Linked DNA regions of Homo sapiens: regions 1 and 3 are each linked to region 2. A link is a contact called in ENCODE Hi-C or POLR2A ChIA-PET data. All regions are on one chromosome and are shown on one strand. The core of a region is the stretch at or near the end of the contact, and the rest is flanking DNA. Distances in the headings are between cores, read along the strand shown. Region 1 has its middle 140 kb from the start of PHLDA1-AS1. Region 2 has its middle 76 kb from the start of PHLDA1-AS1. Region 3 has its middle 170 kb from the start of PHLDA1-AS1.

What was found. A loop is a pair of places that touch in the nucleus more often than their neighbours do. ChIA-PET counts read pairs that join two places held with the same protein, here RNA polymerase II (POLR2A). Pooled maps may share reads with other maps.
Region 1: a map of PC-9 shows a loop between it and region 2 (2.2-fold over the local background). The contact joins two enhancer-like sites. A Hi-C loop is called at or near these places in 3 of 168 maps with a recorded cell type or tissue (Caco-2, PC-9 and transverse colon). POLR2A ChIA-PET finds 5 or more read pairs at or near these places in 3 of 52 experiments (A673, IMR-90 and PC-3).
Region 3: a map of MCF 10A shows a loop between it and region 2 (2.9-fold over the local background). The contact joins two enhancer-like sites. A Hi-C loop is called at or near these places in 3 of 168 maps with a recorded cell type or tissue (MCF 10A, PC-3 and mammary epithelial cell) and 2 of 50 pooled maps. POLR2A ChIA-PET finds 5 or more read pairs at or near these places in 5 of 52 experiments (A549, Panc1, activated T-cell and 1 more).

Annotation. Positions count from the first base shown.
Region 1 is chr12:75,887,735-75,891,942 of GRCh38, reverse strand. No RefSeq gene overlaps it. Among named protein-coding and RNA genes, the nearest start is that of PHLDA1-AS1, 140 kb to the left of the region's middle. RefSeq lists a silencer at 3,640-3,934. Within about 2 kb of position 2,647, at least 4 of the 41 ENCODE cell types and tissues checked have a DNase peak (open chromatin) inside an H3K27ac peak, as active enhancers do.
Region 2 is chr12:75,952,323-75,956,196 of GRCh38, reverse strand. No RefSeq gene overlaps it. Among named protein-coding and RNA genes, the nearest start is that of PHLDA1-AS1, 76 kb to the left of the region's middle. Within about 2 kb of position 2,449, at least 6 of the 41 ENCODE cell types and tissues checked have a DNase peak (open chromatin) inside an H3K27ac peak, as active enhancers do; they include PC-3 and mammary epithelial cell, where a contact is called at or near this core.
Region 3 is chr12:75,862,284-75,866,589 of GRCh38, reverse strand. No RefSeq gene overlaps it. Among named protein-coding and RNA genes, the nearest start is that of PHLDA1-AS1, 170 kb to the left of the region's middle. RefSeq lists a silencer at 3,287-3,581. Within about 2 kb of position 3,054, at least 6 of the 41 ENCODE cell types and tissues checked have a DNase peak (open chromatin) inside an H3K27ac peak, as active enhancers do; they include PC-3 and mammary epithelial cell, where a contact is called at or near this core.

The DNA of each region.
Region 1 (4,208 bases), core at 1,398-3,897, 64 kb after region 2:
TTGCACTCCAGCCTGGGTGACAGAGTGAGACTCTGTCTCAAAAAATAAAAATAAAAAAGTCAGTTTCATTTACCTGGCAGCAGGTCAGTGTAACAGCAGAGGAATGACAAAGTAGAATGGAGAGAATGAGTGAAGAACTGTGAGCTGACACTTTCCCCTCTATGAACAGAGGACTGTGTGGGCCCAGAGCTGGCTGCTGAGCCTATTCAGCCAAGCTCCTTAGCTTTATGGAAGTACAGAACAAATGAAAGTTACCACAGGTGATATCATACCTACCCATAATAAAGAGAAAATGTCTTGATACCATCTCTTCCTTTCTGTTAAAGAAAAAAACTAGTCAATGATACTTGTTAAAACACAGGAAGGGAGACTTTATTCAGGACCATCTTAATAGGTATAGAGATCACTGCAATCAGATTCTGCAGTGGGGGAGAGAGATTGGGCTCAACTCAGAATACGGCATGGGCAAGTGGGAATTTATATGGAAGAAGCACGGTGGGGGTCATTAGATAAAAAAAATTACTAAGAGGAAACTTCAGGGGCAAGGGAGGATTCTGGCTAAACTGACCTAACAGGATTCTTACTGAAGACAGGCCAGGGTAAGCAGACATCACCTGGGGGATGGTGGAGGAGGAGGAACCCAGCCAGATACAGAGGGTGCTCGGATATCAAGGGTGGAAGTGCTTGCTAAACTGACTCAGCAGGATTCTTTGTTAAAACTGGACTTTATAAGAAAGTACACAGATGAGCCTAGGAGAAGTTTCAGGAGCTTGCCCAAAATTTGGTCAAGTAAATAATCTTTGTCCTCTCCTTACTTAGATTAAAATCGGATGGGTTAGCCTCAAAATTTTTGTGAAGAAGATTTAAAAAGAGACTGGCTGAAAACTGGTCTAGAAGCTAGTTATGAGATTATTTTGAAGCAATGTTGATTCCTGGAGCCTGGGCCCTGAATGCTGAGGGAAGCATCTGAGAAGAATGGACAATGATCTAGGGATGAGATCTAGGGAACAGAAGAGATGTTCGCCACAGGGTACATTGACAAGAAGTGTTGCTGGGAACTCTGTGACCGCCTCCACCCTAGGAACAGCTGACATGGGGAAAGGTTGATTTTGCAAACAGGAAGAACCAAAACTTGGCACTAGCTTTTGGAACCACAGGTTAACTGATGCCAATAGACATAAATGAGAATGCCTCAGAATTTAAACAATTTCTAAGTAATAGGAAGAATCAGCCTACTGTTGGAATGACATCTGTCTAAATGTCATCTATTAAAGAATCTCCATTTATTTCAAAGTTAAGAAATAACACAAAAAGGAGATGTTACAATATTGTGTAAATATCAAGTTAGAGAAGGATTTCCACAAAACGTAAGCGGGAACATCAATGGCAAATAAATAGTTTTTGAGAAAACTCAGGGTTTTCTTTTTCTTTAATCTTTTCTTTTTCTGGGATAAATACTTCAAGTGGAAATGGGATTTTCTGAAATGGGCACTTGCAAAAGTCTCCAGAAACCCCCAAGGAAGAGGGTTGACTCATCCAGAATACTGGGAGATGGAAAAGGGCCACAGAAAGCTGTTGGCTCCCTTGTTTGTGGACAAGAGAATTGCTTCTGGGCTGTTTTAGTCAGAGGCACTACATAAAAAATGAGCCAGGAAAGACACAACCAGCTAGGAGCCAGGCACTGTTTCTATGCTTGTTTTACATCCAAAAAGAACTAGAAGAAATTGCAATTTAAAATTTTGGTGGAATTTCTGGAATTATGAACAATGTCATTTCTGTAAATAAATATTTATGGAGTGTGTATCTTTGCCCACCCTGTCTTTGGCACCGTGAAGGTACACCAAAGACTCTAACTGTGATTCTTGCTTGTATTTCTCAACCACAGCTGGGATGTGATTTGTGCATAGGATTAAATATGTTGAGATTCTTTGATAAATCAAAAAATATTCCCTATAAGACACTGTGATCTTAAAATTATTCACAGATAATTGATCAACATTTTTGAGAATCCAGAGCTTGCTTGGTAGCAAATGAAACATATCTAAGACCCTCAAACTCCATCTCTAATAGGTTATGTATTTTTGTTTCTCAAATAGCAACTAGAATTTGGGGGTGGAATGGGGTAGGACGTTAGCTAGAAGACACGTATTAGGGAGAAAAGCCATTTCCAAATTGAGATCTTTGTTTACTGAATATCTGGCTTTTAGTAAGAGTATTTAATCCAAAGTGAAATTGGTAGATTTCACAGATGTATTTATCCCTCTATAATTAAAAGATCAGTCCTGTAGAGTTCTTTTCTTGAAAGATTATTCTATAATGTGAATAAACCATTCTCAGAATTGACAGCTTCTCTCTTCTGAAACCTTTCCTCTCTTCCTCAGCTGATTGAAAGGGCTGCTCATGGTCTTTTTCAGCTGCTTATAAGGAATATAAAGCAAACCAGTACAGCAGAAAGAGATGAATAAAGATTCCTTTGTTCCCGATCACGTGCCTGAAGAGAGAACACCATTGCCCTTGAGGCGCTCTCTTGAGTGGGTTCAGGATCTTCCCTCTTCCTGCAGCACTCTGCGATTCTCTCCCAGGGCTGCAAGAAAAAGCAGCACTGTTCCCTTCGGGTTGAGCCCGGCCATCGCCATCAGTGCTGCCACTGCCACCACCTCCATTCCCCGCAACCCAGACAACAGAGTGAACCTGCTAACAGCACAGAGTGTGTTTATTTATTCTCTCTGCATAGTGGAAACTTGTTTCAAAGAAAGTAACAGGGATTGCCTGATGTTAGAAGATTCAAAACACTGAAATACACTTGTAAAACGATTTGGCTGTCTTCAATGAATGTAAATAGTATGTATTTGGGGGAGTTGCAAAGGAGCCGATCAGCATATTTGTCAGAGAGGGAAGGAGGCAGAGGAAAATATTTATCTCTCTTTGTGAGCTGTCACACGACTATAGTTTGCCCATCACATCTGAATATCTGTTCAAATGATGTGATATTTTTATTTTGATTTCCTGAACTGATAAAATGTCCTGGAAAAAATAGGGCAGCTGATCTTTGGAATGTTTTTTCTCTCATAATCCTAAATTTTTGATTTCTGTGATTTCTCACTCTTCCCTTTTCTTAGAAATCCTCATGCTCTAGCTTTCTGGGGGGACAATTCTTATGGTTTTTTGTTATGTTGATGCTTTATCATCATTTATACCTCTGGCCCTTACTACAGAACCTTGCACACACTAGATGCACAATAAATATTTCCTGAAAAAGTGAATGAATGGAAAAATGAAAATGAAAATGAAAAATAAATGGAAAAATGAAAAGCATTGAGCTGTTTTGTGAAAATCTGATGAGTAAGCCTTTCTTCTTAGGAATTCTAGCCTTGGTTCCAGGCTCAACTGTTAGACTTCTCTGAAAAGAGTATACCCAAGTCTGCTTTCCCTTGGGTATACTGAGCTGGACCCCTGGAATAAAAACTTTGAGGAAACATCTAGTACAATAGTCACTGGTGCTAAGATTAGGGGCAAGACATCAAGAGTAAATTTGGTCTTACTCTTTCTCTGGAAAATTTTTAGGTATTTAGCTACCTACCTGAGATTTATTAGGCTGTTAATATTTCTTTGAGTATAAAGAAAAAAATAAGGGTGAAACATTGATGATCTAGTTTAATTTACTGAGAAATGTGCTTTTCTTCTTGTGAAAGTCCTAAATCTGTCCACTTGTATCAGTGGGACTGGGCATGTGGGTGGTGATAGTGGAACACTGTGTGAGCCACTGATATTGTGTGTGTGCTGGAATGAGGCATGCTTTCCACCTTACTCCTCCTTCTAGCAGCAATGAATATGGAGGGCAGCAATGTCATTTTCTCCTCGAAGGTCACAACCAAGAGAGAGGTGTCTCTTCTTATGTTTGTTTTCTAGGGCTGTAATAACAAAGTACCACAAACTGGATGGCTTAAACAAGGCATCTGTTTTCTCACGGTCCTGGAGGCTAGAAGTTTGAGATCAAAGTGTCAGTAGGATTGGTTTCTTCTGAGGCCTTTCTCTTTGGCTTGTAGATGGCTGTCTTCTCTGTGTGTCCCTATATGATCTTCCTTCTGTACATGTCTGTGTCCAAATTTCTTCCACTTATAAGGACAGCAGTCATATTGGGTTGGACCTGCCCTTGGGACTTTATTTAACTTTAGTTACCTCACTGAAGGCCTTATCTCCAAATACAG
Region 2 (3,874 bases), core at 1,200-3,699:
TTGTTTTATGGTAATATCCAATGTAGAGAAAGTTACAGGGAAATAAACACTTCCATAAAAGACTAGCAGGGATAAAGACTGGGATAAGTTTTCTGAGGGAGCAATCTGGCAATTTGATTTCAAAAGCCGTAAAAATGTATATGCCATTTGAATTGACAATTCTACTTCAAATAATTTATCCTAAGGCCATAATAAAGCTGTTTCACAAACATTTAGCTACCAGGATGTTCACTGCAGGACTGTTATAGTTTAAAAAAAAAAAAATTGGATGATAATTTAAGAAAAAAAGACAATTGATAAAATAAACTTCGGTGTACTGACAGAAGAATTTAAAATGATGCTCTGGTATGGTTTAAGATAATTTCCTTTTGTGTAGGGCTTGGTCTCTACAAGCAAAGCTTTGGGTACCAGACTTCTCTTAAATTAAAAACTAGGACCTTACGTTTTGCAACTGTGCCTAAGTGCAATAGATTGAATTTAGGCAGAAGTGCTAACTTGAATAATAATGCGATTAGCTTTAAGTAATATATAGTGTGGAAGAAATTGCATGTTATTTATATAGATGCCAAGTAGTCCACACTTGCCTGCTGTTTTCCGTAAGATCTGTAACCACACCGAGTTAAGCTTTGGCCTCCCTGCCTGTAACCTGATAAAAGGGTCAAGCCTGCAGGACGGTGTGTTGTTATACTCACTGATGGAATTTTCTCTCCCCTGCCTGGGCAGGTGAACCCAAGGCTATGAACCAGGGCCTGTAGGTATTTGAGGCTATCATGATGCTGCCCCCTGCATTCCTGCAGTCAACTGGGAGCTGTGGGGGCTGCAGCACTTGCTCTCTCCTGGCCAGCAGCCCAGGGGGTGAGTGAGGAGGGCTTGGGGATCCATTGAATTTCCTTTTTGTTTTCTTCATTTCTATTGGGTCTAACTCACTTGTTAAAAAGAAAAAAGTCTTACTAGTCTTACTATTGGAATTAGGAAATTAGTCTTTAACTGGACTGCAAATATGGCTCACACTTGTAATCCCAGTGCTTTGGAAGGCCAGGGCCTGAGGATCATTTGAGGCTGGGAGTTTAAGACCAGTCTGGGCAATATAGTGAGACCCGCCTTTACAAAGAATTAAAAGCAGCCAGGTGTGGTGGTGAGAACCTGTAGTCCCCACTACTTAGGAGGCTGAGGCAGGAGAATCATTTGAGCCCATGAGTTTGAGGCTGCAGTGAGCTATCATTATGCCGCTGTATTCCAGCCTGAGTGACAGAGCAAGATCCTATCTCTAAAAAAGAAAAAAGAGGAAAAAAAAAGAAATAGATTGAAAAGGAGAGTGTACACCCCATGAAGTTAACAGTTGTTTTTTTGTTTTTGTTTTTGTTTTTTTCCTGGTTGGGAGGATTCAGGTGGTTACTCTTTCCAGTTTACCTCCATTTTATAGTTTTTGTCACCAAGCACTTATTACTTTAACTAGAAAAACGAAAGAATCTTTTTGTCACTGTTGTCTTGTTCACTGCTGCCCATGTCCTAGAATGGTCTCTAGTCTATAGTAACCTCTCAATAACTACCTGTTGGAGAAATAACTGAATGAATAAATGTCAAAGGTCATTGCTTCCTTTGGGAATGGAAAGCTTTAGTACCATCAGATTTTTTCCATATCCTCAGCTTCTTAGGATCACAGGTTGGAGTTTTAGTAGCATATGTTAAAAAACATAGTTCCTGTCTTCTTCAAAAATCCTGTGACTTTCAAGAAACCTATGACTTTGGGCACCCTGTGTGCTATCTTTCCTTCAGCACGGATGGTTCCTGCCTGCTGAAAAGTGCTGACTATTGCACCTCAGCTAACCCACTCAACCTTTTTCTAGAGGCCCAGGGAGATATGAATGTGACCAAGAACTTGGCCTTTGATATTCAGCCCAAGTCTGGCTAGAGGTCAGAGGGAGAAAAAAAAAAAAAATCCCTCCATGAGCCATAGCTGTCTGTATATTCAGCGTCTCTAGGCAACTGGGAGGACATTTACCATTCATCCTCCAAGAATGCTGAGTAGCCCTTCTTACGTGTGATTCACTTTGGGGTAAATTTCTGTCCTTACTAATGAGCCTGTGATGGGAGTCAAGTGAAAAGGAATCATTAAATCTGGTTTTATTCAAGTTACATAATTAATTCTGGCACTGAAGTTGGCTTCCCAAGTTTTATACATGGCCTGAGTTTGTTCATTGAATTAAAGGTGAGCATGGGGGTTGATGACACGGTGGCTATAGGTTCTTATTTCTTGTCCTTCTTCATGGGGTTAATTTGAAGAATAATTTAGCTAAAGCACCTTGTGCAGGGTTGGGAATGTGTTAGTGATCGGTACATGAAATTTCCCTGTCCATTGCCTCTTTTCCCTCATGACCTCCTACATGGGAGGTTTTCCCTTGGAGGGTGTGACAGCTGATTACTCAAGCTGGTGTGGGAATTTAGCTCTGGAGATTGACTGGCAGATCAAAACTTGGACTGTTCTCACCAATAGGGGTACGGCTCTCTACTTCATTATGTGTCTTTGTGGCATTTTGTCTTTCTCTCTCCTGGCTAGTCTACTCAAACACCCTTCTCAGAGACTGCCACTGTGGACTCTGAAGTTTTCACAATACCAGGAGGTTTGTGGGAACTGAATAAATTGCTTCAAGATCGAACATAAAAATAAGTCCTGGCCCCAATCCTAAAAGAAGTCACTGGGAACCCAATCAGTGCTGGGCAACCAGCCCAGGCCCAGGCTAATGAGATATTTACATGCTAGGCTTTTCCCTTCATTTTGGTCTTCATGGGCCTCATTTATGAGGAAGTCTGGAGTGCGTGTGCTGTAGGCAGAGGCCGGTGCTTCCCAGCTTGGTGCCATGGACTCCTGTAGCAGATCAGGGGCACTACCACCCACCAAAAAATCCAGCACATTCAACAAACAGCAAATTCCCAGCCCAAAGCAATTACTTGCTTTTTATTTATTTATTTTTTTGCTATTGTTTTTCATTTACATTCTTTTCTGAGTTTTGCATGTTTTACTCTGACAGGAGGTATAAACAGGCAAAGGAAATGTAATCTATTTCAGTATTTGTGGGAGTGCTTGTCCTAGGAGTTTTAGGAGAGCATTTTCATCTATCAGATTAAGACAAATTTAAAAGGGTCCCCAAAGAGAATTTAGAATTGGAAAACTAAACCTAGGAGGAAGTTAAAGGTACAGTGATTATTTTGCTTGGAGAGTAGTATTGGCTTTCCAATAAAATGAAGGTGATTACTAAGAAAGGTAGCTGATTGGTCATTAGTGCATGGCCAGGACAAGAGAGTGAAGACTCATGTTTGCTTAAAAGAAGCATTTTTCTCTCAGGTGGAATTTGTTTGACGTTAGTGTGGCAGATTGTGATATTTCTTCTAAAAGTGGGAAAGCAATTTGTGTAATCTGTGCTCGTGTGCAGAGGACAGAACCAGATGGCTTTCGCAGTAAACTTTCAGGGCTTTACTAGAATAGGGAGAGACAAAAGGGAGGCAAACTTGGTGGCTTGTGAGATGGGGAATCGTTGTTTCAAATCAGGGGTGAGAACAACCCAAAATTTAGGAATGGCTTTTCAATAATAGCTCTTCTGATGTGTAGTACTAGAATCTAATTTTTATTTAAGCACAGCTTCAGAGGTTTTTTTAAAAAATTGCAAACTTGGAAATAAAGAAAAAAGAGGGGGCCGGACGTGGTGACTCATGCCTGTAATCCCAGCACTTTGGGAGGCCGAGGTGGGCAGATTGCCTGAGGTCAGGAGTTCGAGACCAGCCTGGCCAACATGGTAAAACCCTATCTCTACTAAAAATACAAAAATTAGCCGGGCACTGTGGCAGATGTCTGTAATCCCAGCTACTCGGGAGGCTG
Region 3 (4,306 bases), core at 1,805-4,304, 90 kb after region 2:
GGTGTAGTTCAAGTCTGAAGACCAGCAGCCTTGAGACCCAGGAAGAGCCAATATTTCAGTTTGAGTCTGAAAGCAGGAGACTTCTCTTTTACTAGGAGGAAAGTTTGCCTTTTTGTTCTATTCAAGCCTTCAGAGGATTGGATGAGGCCAACACACATTAGGGAGGGAAAACTGCTTTACTCGGTCTACTGATTTAAATGTTAATCTCATCTAAAAATACTCTAACCGAAATACCCAGAATAATCGTTGATGAAATATCTAGGCACCTTGAGACTCAGTCAAGTTGACAGATGAAAGTAACCATGCCTGGAAATAACTTATTTACTCCAGTTTCTGTACTTGCTTTGGTCTTTTTGTCCTTGGCTTTCTAGATCCAGGTTCCCACTTTACCTCCTGCCTTTGTCTATGGACTACAGAAACCTAGTCTGCCCATTAGAATTGTGCTGGGAAGCTTCTGTGCAGATTGAAGTTGAGACATCAGAGCTGGGTCTGAGTCGTGACCCAACTCTATGAGGAATGCTTATTGGTCTGCTATTACAAGGGACATCTAGAAGCATTGCTACTTGTAATTGTTTCACCTGTGCCCAATACACAATTCCCATAGGAAAATCAGGGCTACACTAGTTCCTCAGAGCAGTTAAGGACCAAAGAAAAAATTGCAGGTACATTACTTTGTGTCACCTGTGATATTTTATAACATATATATAACAAATATATATTTATATATGGATGAAAACATATATGTTTATATATAAATGAAAACATTATATATATGAATGAAAACATATATGGTTTATATATATGAATGAAAACATATATATGGTTTATATATATGAATGTCATGGTTTCCTGGCTTATAGCTTCCATTAGCCCTTTTATAGTCCTTTGTTATAATGATGGGGCACTTTAGGTCTCAGGTGCAGGCCGCAGGAAACAGAATCACTCTCTGACCTTCTCCTTCCACTTGCCCAAGGCAGGACTCAATCTACTTGTGGGTCATAAGAACTTATATTCCAGAGAGGGTCCTGACTCATACCCTAGAGGAAGGAAGCCTGCACAGAGAGGCCAAGAAGAATCTGAACAGACGGGCCTCGCTGGGTTTAGATCACATCTTTTTTGTCCAATCACATTTCTACATGGTTTTCTATGTTTCAATCATGCCTATCCAGTGGAGTCTGCATAAAAGGCTCAGGAGGACTGGATTTGGGGAGCTTCCTGATAGCTGATCATGAGGAGGTTCCTGGTGTACCTTGAGGAGCTCTGTGCCCCTTCCTCCATACCTCACTCCCTTTATCTCTTCATCTGTATCTTTTGTGATATCCTCTATAGTAAACCAGTAAACATGTTTCCCTGAATTCTGTGAGCCATCCCATGAAATTAATTGAGCCCAAAGAGGTGGGTCATGGAAACCCCAACTTAAAGCTGGTCAGTCAAATTTCTGAGGGCCTGGGCTTGTGGCTGGTGGCTGAAGCAGGGGCCAGTTTTCATGATTGAGCCCTCTACTTGTGGGATCTGACGCTGTCTGCAAGCAGATAAAGCCGGAATCGAATTGGAGGACACCGAGCTGTTGTCTGCTGCAGAATGGATTCCTTGTTTGCTAGTGGGGAGAAATCTTCACATGTTTTGGGGTCACAGAAGTCTTCTGTGTTGATTGTTATGCTGTCGACGTGAGAGCAGGGGAAAAACGTGGTTTGAGTTCCTGAACACCACCCCTTGGGCAAGCTTGATGGAACAGATAACAGATGCTATTGGCTGTATCTACGTGCACACTGAATTGCCCTCCTGAAGGCTGGGGACTGTTGAACACATTTCACCTGTTGGAGGCTACCGGAGAGTAGATTATGATTAGGCCTCTTGCTTTCTGAGCAGAGCAGTGTTATTGGAAATAATGGGAATTCTATTTAGCTGGATGCTTTGGATTAGTAGGTGAATCATGGGTAAAAGATCTGCCTTTATTTAGTGATTCTCATGGTTTCAAAATGTATTAAGAGTAGTAAGTAAGATACCTATATTCAGGAGCTAATAATATTTGTAAAAAGTACCTATTCTGAGCCTCCAGTGATTTGTTTTATAGATGTGACCCTTAAGAGAAAATTTTAAAAATTGGACAATTTTTTTGTGGGAGGGGAATAGGCCTTGGGAGAGACACATAGTATTCTGGATCTGGAACTGATTTTCTTTCCTCCTTTTGATTCAAATTGGTTGTATTCCCAGCCACACCTACCACTTTGGGACCATCTCCTTTCCTGTCTGAACTGCATAGAAGTGGAAATCCTACTTGTATGCCAGACTCCCTTAACCCCAAAAGAACTTTTAAAGGTGTTCACTGATTTTTCTCTGCTTCTTGACTCAGATGTTAAATGATTGGCTTAGATTTTTACCTTTTTATCTTTCTGGGATTAAATCCTGGCCCCTCTTTTATATAATGTGTCATCTGGGGAAAATTATTTGACTTCTATGGATGTCAGTTTTCTTATTTATAAAATGGTGATAATAATAGACTTTACCTCTTGGGTTAGTATGGAGATTTAAAAGATATATTCTGTATTAGTCAGAGATCTCCAGAGAAAGAGAACCAATAGGATATATATAGATATAAGAGGGAATTTATTAAGGGAATTGGATCATGTGATTATAGAGGCTGAGAAATCCTGATATGCTGTCTGCAAGCTGGAGAACCAGAGAAGCTGGTAGTGTAATTCTGTCTGAGTCCAAAGGCCTGGGAACAGGGGAGCCAACGGTGCAACTCTCAGTCCAAGGCTGAAGGCCTGAGAACCTGGAGTTCCGACGTCTGAGGGCAGGACAAGATGGCTATCCCCAACCCAGAAGAGAATGAATTGACTCTCCCTCTGGCTTTTTATCCAGAGGATGTGGGTGATCATCATCTAGTCGGTGCAGAGCCTGGATGGAAGTCTGCTGATTACTAAGTCTACTGATTCAAATGCTTATCTCTTCCAGAAGCACCGTCACAGACACACCCGGGAATAATGTTTTGCTCGCTACCTGGGTATTCCCAACCCAGTCTAGTGGATACCTAAAATTAACTGTCATATATTCCATATTGTTAGTGCAATGTTTGGTGAACAGCAAAATGTTCAACAGATGTTAGCTCTAATTTTTATTTTGTTATCCTATGCCTCAAATTCTTTCAGGTTGTCTTTATAAGTATACGACTGATTCATGTTTATTGACTCACTAACAATAGAGTATTTACCTAACTGTGAATCATGTTTTATTTCCTATAGGTGGCTATTTTATATTTGAAAATGGAAACAGGAAAATCTTGCCTTTTATAGTCAGCCTGAGTAATCTGACTTCAATTGAGTGCATGCATTTATGGGGGGGTAAGGTGATGGAAGGAATATTTGGACTATAAAGCTCAATTCCCAAATCCTATTTCTCAGCCTTCAACGGTGCAGGAAATCAGTCACTGCATTTCTGATACTGATGACCTCTTTGGTCCTGACTCATCTGAGATGATGCCATACAGAAACCATGGCTCTGGCAAATAGACATGTAATTTGTTTCTTGGACTTAGTAGTGTACAAATTGGGATATTCTCAGCACTAATCTCCCTAACAAGGACAATTCCTGGTTGCAAATTATTTAGTCTACATACAATTTGGGAACTTGGGAATGTTTAGATATTCAGCTGTTTCACAAGCCAGACTATTCAAGTTCAGAGAATTTCTGCTGAATCCTCTGATTTGATTCAGATTATATACAAGCTTAGGCAACTCTTTTGTGGAAGGTATTGAACAACAAGGCAATGAATCATATGGCTTAGTGAACTCTGCCTTAGGTTATTCAGTCATTCATCAAACATTCATTATACAACTACTCTGTGTCAGCCCTTGGTCTCAGTACTGAGGACACACACAAATGAATGTGCTACCCTGTCTGTTCTCTGGGGCCTCAAGGGTGGATAGTAACTTTGTAGGAAATATTCTGTGGAAAAGCAGGGAACAATTATCCATCCGTCCATTCTTCAATTCAACAAATATTTATGAAACATTTATGTGAGCCAGGCATCAAGTTAGGTATAGGTGATTCAGCAATAGACAATACAGATGCTCCCTGTCCTCCTAGACTTATTATAACTCATGGTAGAGATAAACAATCAAATAATTAAACATAAATTTATAGTACCTTGGGATAAATGCAAGATAAGTGAACCATTTACAGTACATTGTGATATAGGGAATATAGTAATGAAGGCTAAATGCTCAATTTAGAAGTGATTTCTCTCTCTGCCTCACCTGAGGAAAGATCTGAAGCTTTGAGCGGAACAGTTCCATTTGAAAGT